Regions from separate parts of the Homo sapiens genome. Here region 1 is linked to region 2. Evidence: chromatin loops called from intact Hi-C (ENCODE). Cell type or tissue: PC-3. All regions are shown on one strand. Links, peaks and the distances in the headings refer to the core of each region. The heading gives the core; the rest is flanking DNA.

Region 1 (5,393 bases), core at 67-5,066, 76 kb after region 2:
CCACAGTTTAGCTTTGTCTGATGATTCTTTTGATATATTCTAATTAACAGTTTTTCCAGGAATGATATATGTATGTTGAATCACATATTCAAGCACAACAGAAATCCATTCTGCCATTTAACTTCATGGACTGTTAATATTTAGATAGATTCAAAATGCAAATAAATTCATTTTCTTCTTCATTTTCCACTACATGTAGGTCTTTCAAAATTCACATTGAGGATGAAAAAATCACATAGCTGGCAGGCATGTCGCTTCAAACAGAGATCTCTTTTACTGGCAGCCACAGCATAATAGAGTCTTAGAATCTGTTTGCAGTCCATTCACAGATATTTCCCACATCTCCTCCCCACATCCATAATGTTAAGTAGTCAACATCATGATGTCCTTTTATTCTGTTAGCAATCATTCTGTTGCACGGTTATGTAATAATGAGTGTGTTACTTATTTCTTCTGGACTTTAGTTTCCTCTTTCACAAAATGAGGAGTAAAATCAGATTGTCTCTAAAATTCCTTTCAACTCACAGGTTCTGTAATATATTTTGAAGTCTCTCTGAAATTAAGCCTTGAACAAAAGATGATTCTTGAGCAAATACATGGTGAATATTAAATTAGTTTACTTCTTTACCAAGCCCCCTGTGCAAGATAAAATGTCTGCAGCACCCTCTCATGCTGGTGACACAAAGCTGCTGTTTTCAGTGGTCACTGTTGAATGCATTCACTGCCTTGATCTCTTTGATATAGTTCTGTTTACACACGTGTTCAGAACTAGCTGGAATCACATCTCATATTTGTGATTCTTTCAGAAATAAAAAATGTTCATGCCCTGAAACAGCTCCTTTTTATACCTGACAGAACAGTTTGGTCTCTGTAAATTCAGGAAGTTATCGAGTGCGCCCGCCAGGAGGTAGGGGATTTTGCAAATCTTTTAAGTCAGATAATATTTTCTCACAAATATAAATAAAATCCTTAGTTTACAGTATGTCATCTAGTGTGGCAAAGGAAGAATAGATCCAAATGAAACAGTGGCCTTTAGAAAATCAAAACACCATACCTTCCTTTAAGAAGCACTGGATTCATCTACTTTGCCATAGCTTTCTTTAATCAGATGAATGTAACAAGTTGATTAGGCTTTACAAGCGTCAAGAAAAGTCAGAACCACTTAAACTGAAAAATAGGACTCAGGATGTAAATTATTCACAGTTCATTAGACTAAGACAAGCATTTCTCAAACATTTCTGTATGCTTGAGAAAAGCGACATATTGAACCCTATTTTACTGTGAGGCTCAAAATGGCAATTAACAGTCTTAAGCTGCATATAAAACCCAATATGAACTGCATTTACAAGAAAATTGTGTGAGAATCAAATTATGTTATCTTTGGTTTGAAGAACTAAGAAATAATTGCCAATAAGTATTCATGTATAGGACCAATTTTTTTGAAACAAGTTATTTTAATTACTACTAGTGTCAGGAGTATGTGAGGGTGATTTTATTAGATTTAATGTGTTTAGAGGAGCTGCCTGACTGTGGCTGCTATTCTTGACATGACATTAGAATTTATTTTATACTTGCATTTTTCATCGCAGACCACTGTTATAATAAAACTATAATTTATTTTAAGTTAATCTTTTATTTTGCAATACTTTTTAAAAACTTCTGCTGAAAAAATAGAGCTGAATGATGAATTGCACAGCAATATTTTTAAAAGCTACAGAACATCTACTGAACTAGTAAGAAGCAAATAATGGACTTAACAGTTGTGAACTCCTCCCTATATTTGTATTAGATAATGTCTGTTTGTGTTAGATCACTTGATGATTATTCTACTTGTTGTTTTTTCTACAGTCTCTACTTTGACACAACTTTCAGTAATTTGAAATGTCCTAATCCTTCAAGTACCTTTCTCTCCCTTAAAGGCCCTACCCTCTACATGGCAAACAAACAAACAAAAATGTTTGTAAGAGAAATGAAACAAAAACTAAAGTGTACGTTAGGCCACTGAAAGCAAACAAAATAAACTGGAAACTGTCTTTTACCGTATGATGTGATAAGTTCTCTGAAAGCTCACCCAGAAAGACAGCATCATTCTTTGTGGCAAGCAGATTGAAAATTCAGTATGTCTGAGGTTGACATATATGGACTTCCTTTCACCCCATCTAAAAGTAAACTGCTTTTTCACTCAGGGCTATTTTCTCGTTTCAGTCCTTGTAAATTTTCTTCACTCTGAATGCCTAAAGGATTGGCAAACATATATCTAGATTAACATATTTACTTGCAGCTGTGAATAAAGCAAAACTCAAAAAATATAGTTCAATGTTTATATTATGTTTATATTAACATCATGTGATATAAATGAACACTTTCCTAGATTTCTATTGACTATTAATTTGCAGTCATTCTACAATGAAAGAGCTTTCAGATGGTCTGGAGAAAAAGTCAGAACCTGAAATAGAAGTGAACTGCAGTTATAAAAATAAATCTCTAGAAAGAAGAGAAGAGAAAAGAGAGGAATGTTCTAATCTTACCTTCATCATAATCTTATTAGCATTTCTCAGTGAGTAGTTCAAGTATCAGTCTATAGTCTTATGATTCTGTCTCATAAATATGTCAAGTACAAAGTATAGTTATTTTAATAGTCTGTGTTGGTGGACCATCATGGATTTAATTAAGAGACAACTAGTGTATGAAATATGACACAAAAGCACAAGACTTAATGGAGAAATGTTTTACTGCAGATTTAAATCAGGGCCACAGACTTAATGATGATCCAGGCTCAGAAATCCTACTTAAATTTAATTAATGCAGACTAGTGCAGACCTGTTCTTATAGGAGAAAAAAACACAGACATAAAAAACATTAGTAATTTAAGATTCTCAAAGTACACTGCCTTATTTATAAGGTTATGTGAACATGGGTTATTAATAGCTTATTGTTTTGCATTTTGTTATGTGAGATATTTAGAATTTAAGCTGTATAAAAGTCTTTTAAAACATTATTTCTAGCCTCCTCATTTTCTGTGATAAAGCGCCACCTCCTTTACTTCTTAGCAAAAACAGCCAAAAACACAGAATGCAGTGTAAGCCATTTTAATCAGATAATGACTGAGAGAAATGTGATTTGATTTTATGTTCTTTCAAAAGGAGCATAGGTGTTATTTCTCTAACTTCACTTTACTTATGGGCATAAACAGAAGATGCACAAATAGATAAACTTCATATTTCACTTAGTAGTCCTTGTTTTGTTGTTGTTGTTGTTTTCATTAGAACCACTGAGTTGGAAAATCTGGCATCTGTATTATCTATAACCTTACTATTATCACAGAAAGAAACAATCACCAGGAATGTTATAAATTTATTGAAAAGATATAATTTTTATTACCTTTAAGGAACTTGAACAATTTATGAGGCGTAGCTTCATAACATTTACTTGTTAATAGACTTACACTAAGCCATACCCAAGATCACTTGTCTCAGTTCTTAAGAGTAAGGTTTCATATTTTCTGTTTTGTTTTTGCTTTTTAATTCTTCTCAAACTTGTTTTGTTCTTAAGGATATCTTACGAATAATTTTAAGGGATTCAAAGAAGATTAATATAAGTTTTTTTCTGACACCTTCAGATTCTGTGCTATCCAGTTTCGGAATTTGTGCATTTTGAAATTGTTCCAAGATTTCTTTCTTTTTTTTTTTCTTTTTTTTTTTTTTTGAGATGGAGTCTCGCTCTGTTGCCCAGCCTGGACTGCAAATTGTGCCATCTTGGCTCACTCCAACCTCCGCTTCCCGGGTCCAAGTGATTCTGCTGCCTCAGCCTCCTGAGTAGCTGGGATTACAGGCACAAACCACTACGCCAGAGTAATTTTTGTATTTTTAGTAGAGACGGGGTTTCACCAAGTTTATCAGACTAGTCTCAAACTCCTGACCTTGTGATCTGCCCACCTTGGCCTCCCAACCAAGATTTCTTTAACATGTCTTTTGTCAGTAACCCTTTCTGCAGTGTCTGCATGATTCTCAGTGAACCAAATTATTTCTCTCTTAATTCAGAACATTAGCGATTAAGAGCAATTTGTTATTTCTTGCCCTTGTTTATCATTAGTGGTATGTATTTTACCTTTTGCTAATCTCATCATTTCCCTTGATATATTTGGGAAAATGCTCTCATTCACTTCATTTCTCTACAATAAATCCATTCTGCCTTACATATTTGATTGTTCTATGTGTACATCGCAGTTGAGGTAACCTATGCTTAGTTAAGTTTCTTCGTTTCTTTATTTCCAGTATAGATGCTTCTTTTCTGGATCACCATTTTTGTGTGTGGAAAAAGAATGGGTTCTTTCTTGCTTTTTTATTTTTTAAATCTATTCTTGATGGCATGTACTTATTTAAAATATGCTTTACAACTTGGATATGTGGATATCCTTTTTTATTTTTAAAAATTGAAGGTGGTCTCTGTGGCTTCATAAGTATTATCTATATTCACAGTTTTAGCATTCATTTGTTTGATTTTGAGCTCTTCTACGATCCAAATGCCGCTAGATATATCAAAGATTCACTGATGGTTAGAACAGCTTTTTGAGATTTTGATTAGGATAACTTTTAAGAGGTTGGTTGTTTTAGAAGGCAGTTAAACAAAATAATAATAGTTTTATTAACCTTTTATTACTTAAAAATAGTCATTGCAATGGTTCTTTAATAAAGGGAGAGCAGGTGTTTAACAGAACTCACCTTTCTGACATAAAACTACCAGAAACCAATTATTTTGCATCATCAAAGATCTAATCAAAGTTACAAAGAAATACCATTAAGTATGGATTAATATTTTTAAGTCATCTAAGCACTTATCATACAAGTATCAATTCAGATTTTACAAAGACGAACCTGCAATTCTGATTTTTTAAAAATATATCAGAGGAATTTTAAAATATATTTTTAAGTGCATTGATCAAAAGTACAATAGTCTCCTATAGTATAACTGTGATTTAGAAAACAGCCAAGCCCTGAGTTTCTAGCATGTTTGTGTGAGATCTGTTTTTCATCTGTCATTTATATAAATTATGCAAAAGTTCACTGTGTCTTTATTTTATTTCTTCATTTTTCTTTGTTGCCAGCGTCATTAAGACAAATTCAAAGGTCATTTAAAATGACCAAAATCAACCTACAGCAATATTTAAATTTTTATTCCATGAAAAGGTCTGAATAAATTTATATTCATACAATATATTTTATGGTGTACAAATAATATTCAATGGGATCAATTTAAGTATGAATACCAAGGATTGTAAGAATCCTTCCTCTTATTTGGAGAAGAATTCTATTTCCCACAACACAGTAAACTAAAACCTGCATACTACAAACCTGAAACACGCTAAATAAAATTTGACATCCTATTAAATAAAT
Region 2 (5,393 bases), core at 189-5,188:
AATTAGCAAAACGGTTCAGGCACTAAAGTGTTAGATAAAATGCTCATATGGTATGTGTTCCCCAGAAAGATTCTCGGAGTGCCTCTTCCAAGATGATTCAAGTTTTCTTCGCTTTTCTTTTTTACCTTTGGAGGTAAGTATGATCATGGTAAGTCAGACTCCTGGTGACCTCAGTGGAAATATGGCTTTGTCAGCAGGGCTACCACATTACAAAATTCTAGACAACACCATTCACAAAGAATATAATGTGAATGGTGCCCATGAAGGCATGCAAAGCGGGAGCTGTGCAATGCAGTGGCCTTTCATCAGGACAGATTTCCTTTTCGTAACCATGGAGTAAAAATATATATATTCCAGGAGCTGCACCTTGAAAATATACTTGTGACTTAGAACTGCAGTATTTACTTAAATAGCAGGTGTGCAAATCAGTGTCATCTGAGTATCTTTTTCAATATTCACATGTCAGTGCCCTTTCCCATCTTACTTTTTGCATCACATGGATAAGTAATTAGCATTTTAAAGGACGTAGGCAGTTATTTTAAAAATCTATTCATTCAATAAATACTAAGAACTTTCCATGTGGAGCCACACTGGTCCTCTCTCAGTTAAGTTACCAAACAGAAGTAAAGCACTTAGAACAGTGTTAGCTGTGAATTTTATTATCATTATTAGTTTTTAAACATACCAAGCTCCTTCTTGTCTCAAGACCTCCTTTTACTGTTCCCTTCCATTTTAGAAAGTTTCTGCCCCTTTCCACTTTCTTACCCCATGGCTAAATTCTTCTTGCTCTTTGGGGCTAAGCTTAAAAATCACTTCCTAATTATTCTATCTAAAGTCATTTATCTCCTCCTCCTCTCTATTTATACCTTTCTCAGCCCCACACTGGTTTCCTACACAGCATTTGTCATCATCTGTCAGTATCCTATTGCTTTATTTACTTGTGAATTATCTGGCTTATCTGATGGTGGGTAGTCTCCAAGGAGGGACCCAGTATTGTACATCAAAGGACCTCAAACAACCTTTATTAAAAGGATGTATGAATAACTAAGTAACCATAGCACCTAAATTTTCCCAAGAAAAACTTAGTTTTCAGTGCACTTGAAAGTCTACTCATTCTTTTTCTGTGTTTCTGAGTCAAATTGTGAAACTGACTTTGGTGGGATATAGTTATTAACATGTTTACTGATTTCTTTTCAAATTTGGGAGAGGCTTGAATTCAACAGAAACATGACAGTATGTAAGGGCCAGTTTCCTAATACTGCATGGCAGTGGCCGCCTCGTAGGACGGTGCTATGCAAGTTCTTCACAGTATCACAGTAAACACCCTGAAGCCTAAAGTCAAAATATGAAACATTCAACTATTGTATGTGAATATAGTCTTGATTCACTAACACAAGGGCAGTTTTTGTAAACTATACAACTGTGCACTTGTTTTAATTTTAATTTTTTTAAGGAAGAGATGCTTTCTAGGGTGTTCCATATTCCAAATTTATCGAACTGGACACTATCAAATGCAGCAAATAAAGACAATTATGTCCTGTGTAGTATATAAGATATATACAACATTGCTTTGTTGCTGCAGAGTTGCTTGCCACCAATATTGGCCTGAAATTTTACTGCTGATTGGTGCTTAGACCAACTGGACCACCAAGAAATTAGGCTAGTTTTATCCAAGCAATGGACTGATAATATCTAGGGTATGCTTCAGTTTTTTTTTTTTTTCAGTTAGTTACCAGAACTCTGTACCTACGCCATATCAATAGTTGATATAGCTTTCCTTAAGTAGCAAATTTCAGTTGAAAAGATGAATTAACCATGGTTAGAAATGACAAGCTCTGATTATACAGTTTAATAAAGGCTCTTTAGTTGCAGTGGAAATTTCCTCAAGTTAGCTCAAATGAACAATTTGTTGTTAAGGTATGATATCCTCAGAGAAATAAGTTATAACCACGTCTCTTGGGAGCTAGAGCCCCCAGGGACTGAGACGTCTACCTGCTCCATTTCACCTCACCTCTTTAGTGGCCGATGCGATTGATCTTCTTTGGGTCCCTCTGCTTCATTGTTTCTACCTTTCTCTAGAGAATGACGTTGGTGCGTCATGGCTGACAATGGCTGCTCCAAACCTCACTTGACGTGACCTTTCATTTTGTACTCCTCTCCTCTACTATTTTCTAAATATGCAATTTACTGAAAGAAATGAATTAGTTGTTGGCAAGGGAATGGATTGATTTTCCTAGGTCAGATGTTCACCTCTGACTTAATCTGCCATGGTGTGATGGCTGGGTACCATGATGGACGCATGGCTGTCTAATCCAGCCCTTTAGTGGGAATTGAAAGAGGAACTGAAATTCTAAGTTTTGTATGTCATCATATACCACATAATCGATCTTTGACATTTATCAACACACAACAAAAGTTCATGAAAACAAAAAGAAGAGCAGAAAAATTGAAGGAGATTTTACAAAAACATGTAACAGAGATTTGGGGAAAATATATCTTGCTTCATATGTGTTTTTCACTGAAATCATCACTGTGCCCCCATATTTAAGGCTACTTTCATGATGTAGCATGAGATTCTTTAAATTTATGAAGAGCAATAATTTTATTCTAAATAATCCTTCTCATTTTAATTTTTCCTCCCATGCATACATGGGGATGCATTTCAGGGGTAATATGAGGAATATAATTTGGATTCCACTTTCTTTTTTCTAGCTTTCACAAGGTCTAGGTCCCCTTAGGCATGATTTCCCTGACTTAAGTTTCACTGAATAATGATCTTTGGTCCACAGTAAATATCTTTTTTTCTGTCTTTTTTTCTTTTCCACCTTTTCCTTTTATCTTCCAAAATCCACTATTATTTTCTCTAAACAACAATTCTCAGTTTCTTTTGTAGTTACACAACTGTTGTGAATATTAATGGTATTCTTCAAGGGGTATTATTTATAGCAGGAAATATGGGCCTTTGATCAGTGTTTTTCTTAAATAAAACCCTCATGCATTGTGGGTAGATTGTATTTCTCTTATCTTATGTTGGGCATTTCGTTGCTCATTTCAATCTTTCCTTCTATAACAGACTTGGAGGCTGTTGGAGACTTTTAAGTTGTTCTTTTTAAAAAGCCTTTTTCTCCTTTATTATGTGATCTCTCTAATGCTGGCTCTGGGAATGGTGATGTCTGCCCTGGTTGGAAATCCTTTTGCTACACTCCCTAAAGGCAGCAAGTGATTCAGGGGTGACTGTGTAATTTGTTTTGTACCGTGGAATTCCTGCCATGCCTATATGTATTTAGACCACAGGCAAACCAATAAAGTTGTCATAGAAACAAAGCATTTCATGAATAAATCAATCCATAACAAACTTGTAAACTTCAAACAACCCACTGTGCTTTAACAACACATCCGTTACATACACAAAATAATCATGTTTGTAATGAGCAATGCACAATATTATTCTTTCCGATACATTTGGTCCTGTTTGCCATCTTATAAATATTCCTTAATGTATTTTTATGCAGCCTGTAGATTCCCACTGAGCTGGAATGAAATAAGTAACTCCAGCTGGTATGATAATACTGGAAAAGCAGACTTTAAAAAATGTACCTTATGGTGAACCCCAGTTCACACAATATGTTTGGAATACCTATTCAGATCAGAGGGGATTGAAATTGTGGCTAATAAAGTTTCCTCATGTTGATCAACTCTAATATTCCTTTTTCATTTTTCAGTTTGCTTGTTTGGCTTTTAATATCCTGCTCTGCATATAGTGGGCATCTTCAGGGAATGTGGTTGACTGGCAGCAGGGTGTGGTTAGCTATTTGAAAAGTGGCACTGGGTATTTTTAAAAGGATGAACGATCTGTGCCAGAAACTATCGTGACCTGATTGGAGAAAGAAAATGCTTTGAGGAAAAAAAGAATATTATTGTGTAAAACTTAAATTCCTTTGCAGATGGTAAAAAGACAAGGAAAAGGCAGAGCTAGAGAAGGAGGTCAGTGTAGTACAAGTCCTCTGGGGCTTGCTTTGGCTTCCAGAACATGAGAACTTTTCTTATTTTCATTTGGTGTGAAATTCTCTCTGTGAGTACATTTAGGTGTTGTCCTGCCTAGCAGACACGCTGGATTAGATCACCTTATTGCGGTATCTTCCTCTATTCTCACGAGTTCTGTTAACACCTTTGGCTACACCTTCATTGTGACATCTCAGCCTAATTAGACATCTCACAAATGCCTGTCATCAGATGATCAAAGGGCCCTCTATCCATATATTAAGGTATAGATATGAATTTTGTTTTCCGATAACTGCCTTAGTAATATCCAACCTTACTATGTTGAATCTCATAACATCCGGGAAGATTCCAGAGCTTTTCAGCCACTGTCAATTATTAAAATGTAGTCCAGTCTAGTTTACAACCTTAATTCCATATTTAATTCAAACTCTCTTCTTCATTGTTTTTAAGTGGGGAGAGTGGCTTTGGCCAGCCCTCTCACTTCCAGGGGTTTATGTAGATCCCTGGGACACCTCTTTTCCTAAGCACTACCAGGTCTGGGCAGGGAGGGTGGACACAGGAGGATGAGATTTTTTTGTTTAAGCTACTGGGCAGACTCTTGCTCATTCTGTTCTCTGTGCTTCTGGTGGCCTTCACCAAGTGATGGTCTTGCCCAGGTGGTGTGCATGGTTTCCTTGGATCAATGGCAGGCTTCCCTAAAGCCCATCAACTACTGATAACACCCTCGTAAATGGGATGCCACCTCTCTTTTACCCTTGTTAGGGGTTGTGCTGGGTGGAATAGTGTTCACTCAAAATTCATATTCACTGGAAGCTGTGAATGTGATCTCATTTGAAAATAGAGTCTTTGCAGGATAAATTCAGACATAAAGATATAGGGGAGGAGAAAGTCAGGTGAAGTTAGAGGCAGAGAATGGAGTGACCCATCTACCAGCCCAGGAACACCTAGGATTTATGACAACTACGAAAAATTAGGAAAAGGTAAGGCAGGATTCTTCTCTAGAGCCAAAGGGAATATGGCCCTGCCAACACATTGTTGTTGGGCTTCTAGCCTCTAAAACTGTGAGAAAATAAACTTGTTTTAAGCCACCTGGTTTGAGGTCCTTTATTATGGCAGCCCTGGGAAGCTAATAAACAGGTCCACATCTCAAATTTCATTTTTAGGTGGAAAAAAAGAACCATTCAACATCCTTACAAACCTCTAAACAAGTGTGCTCCAAACTGAAGTCGTTTTCTTTCCCTAAATCTGCTCCTCCATGTGTACCTCTAGATCAAGCCTGGCACCCCTCTCCTCTGCGACTCTAGCCTCCCTCTTGAGAGTTGTCTTCTACTCTTCCCTTTCCCTCACATCCTCTCCCTCCCCACATCTTTAAGGCCTCATTTCTTTCAGGG

What was found. A loop is a pair of places that touch in the nucleus more often than their neighbours do. Peaks named below come from ENCODE experiments on the same cell type or tissue, not always from the same donor. Only the 100,000 strongest peaks of a DNase experiment are listed, where the experiment ranks them.
Region 1: a loop joins it to region 2, with 6 times the contacts of the local background. A loop is called at or near these places in 3 of 110 quality-filtered maps.

Annotation. Positions count from the first base shown.
Region 1 is chr1:98,403,857-98,409,249 of GRCh38, forward strand. No RefSeq gene overlaps it. Among named protein-coding and RNA genes, the nearest start is that of LINC01776, 200 kb to the left of the region's middle. In PC-3, for the core only: CTCF peaks have their summits at 2,962 and 3,161; no DNase peak of the experiment used is centred there; H3K4me3 peaks cover 561 bases.
Region 2 is chr1:98,328,102-98,333,494 of GRCh38, forward strand. No RefSeq gene overlaps it. Among named protein-coding and RNA genes, the nearest start is that of LINC01776, 120 kb to the left of the region's middle. In PC-3, for the core only: no CTCF peak of the experiment used is centred there; DNase peaks (open chromatin) are centred at 940 and 3,260; H3K4me3 peaks cover 546 bases; H3K27ac peaks cover 5,000 bases.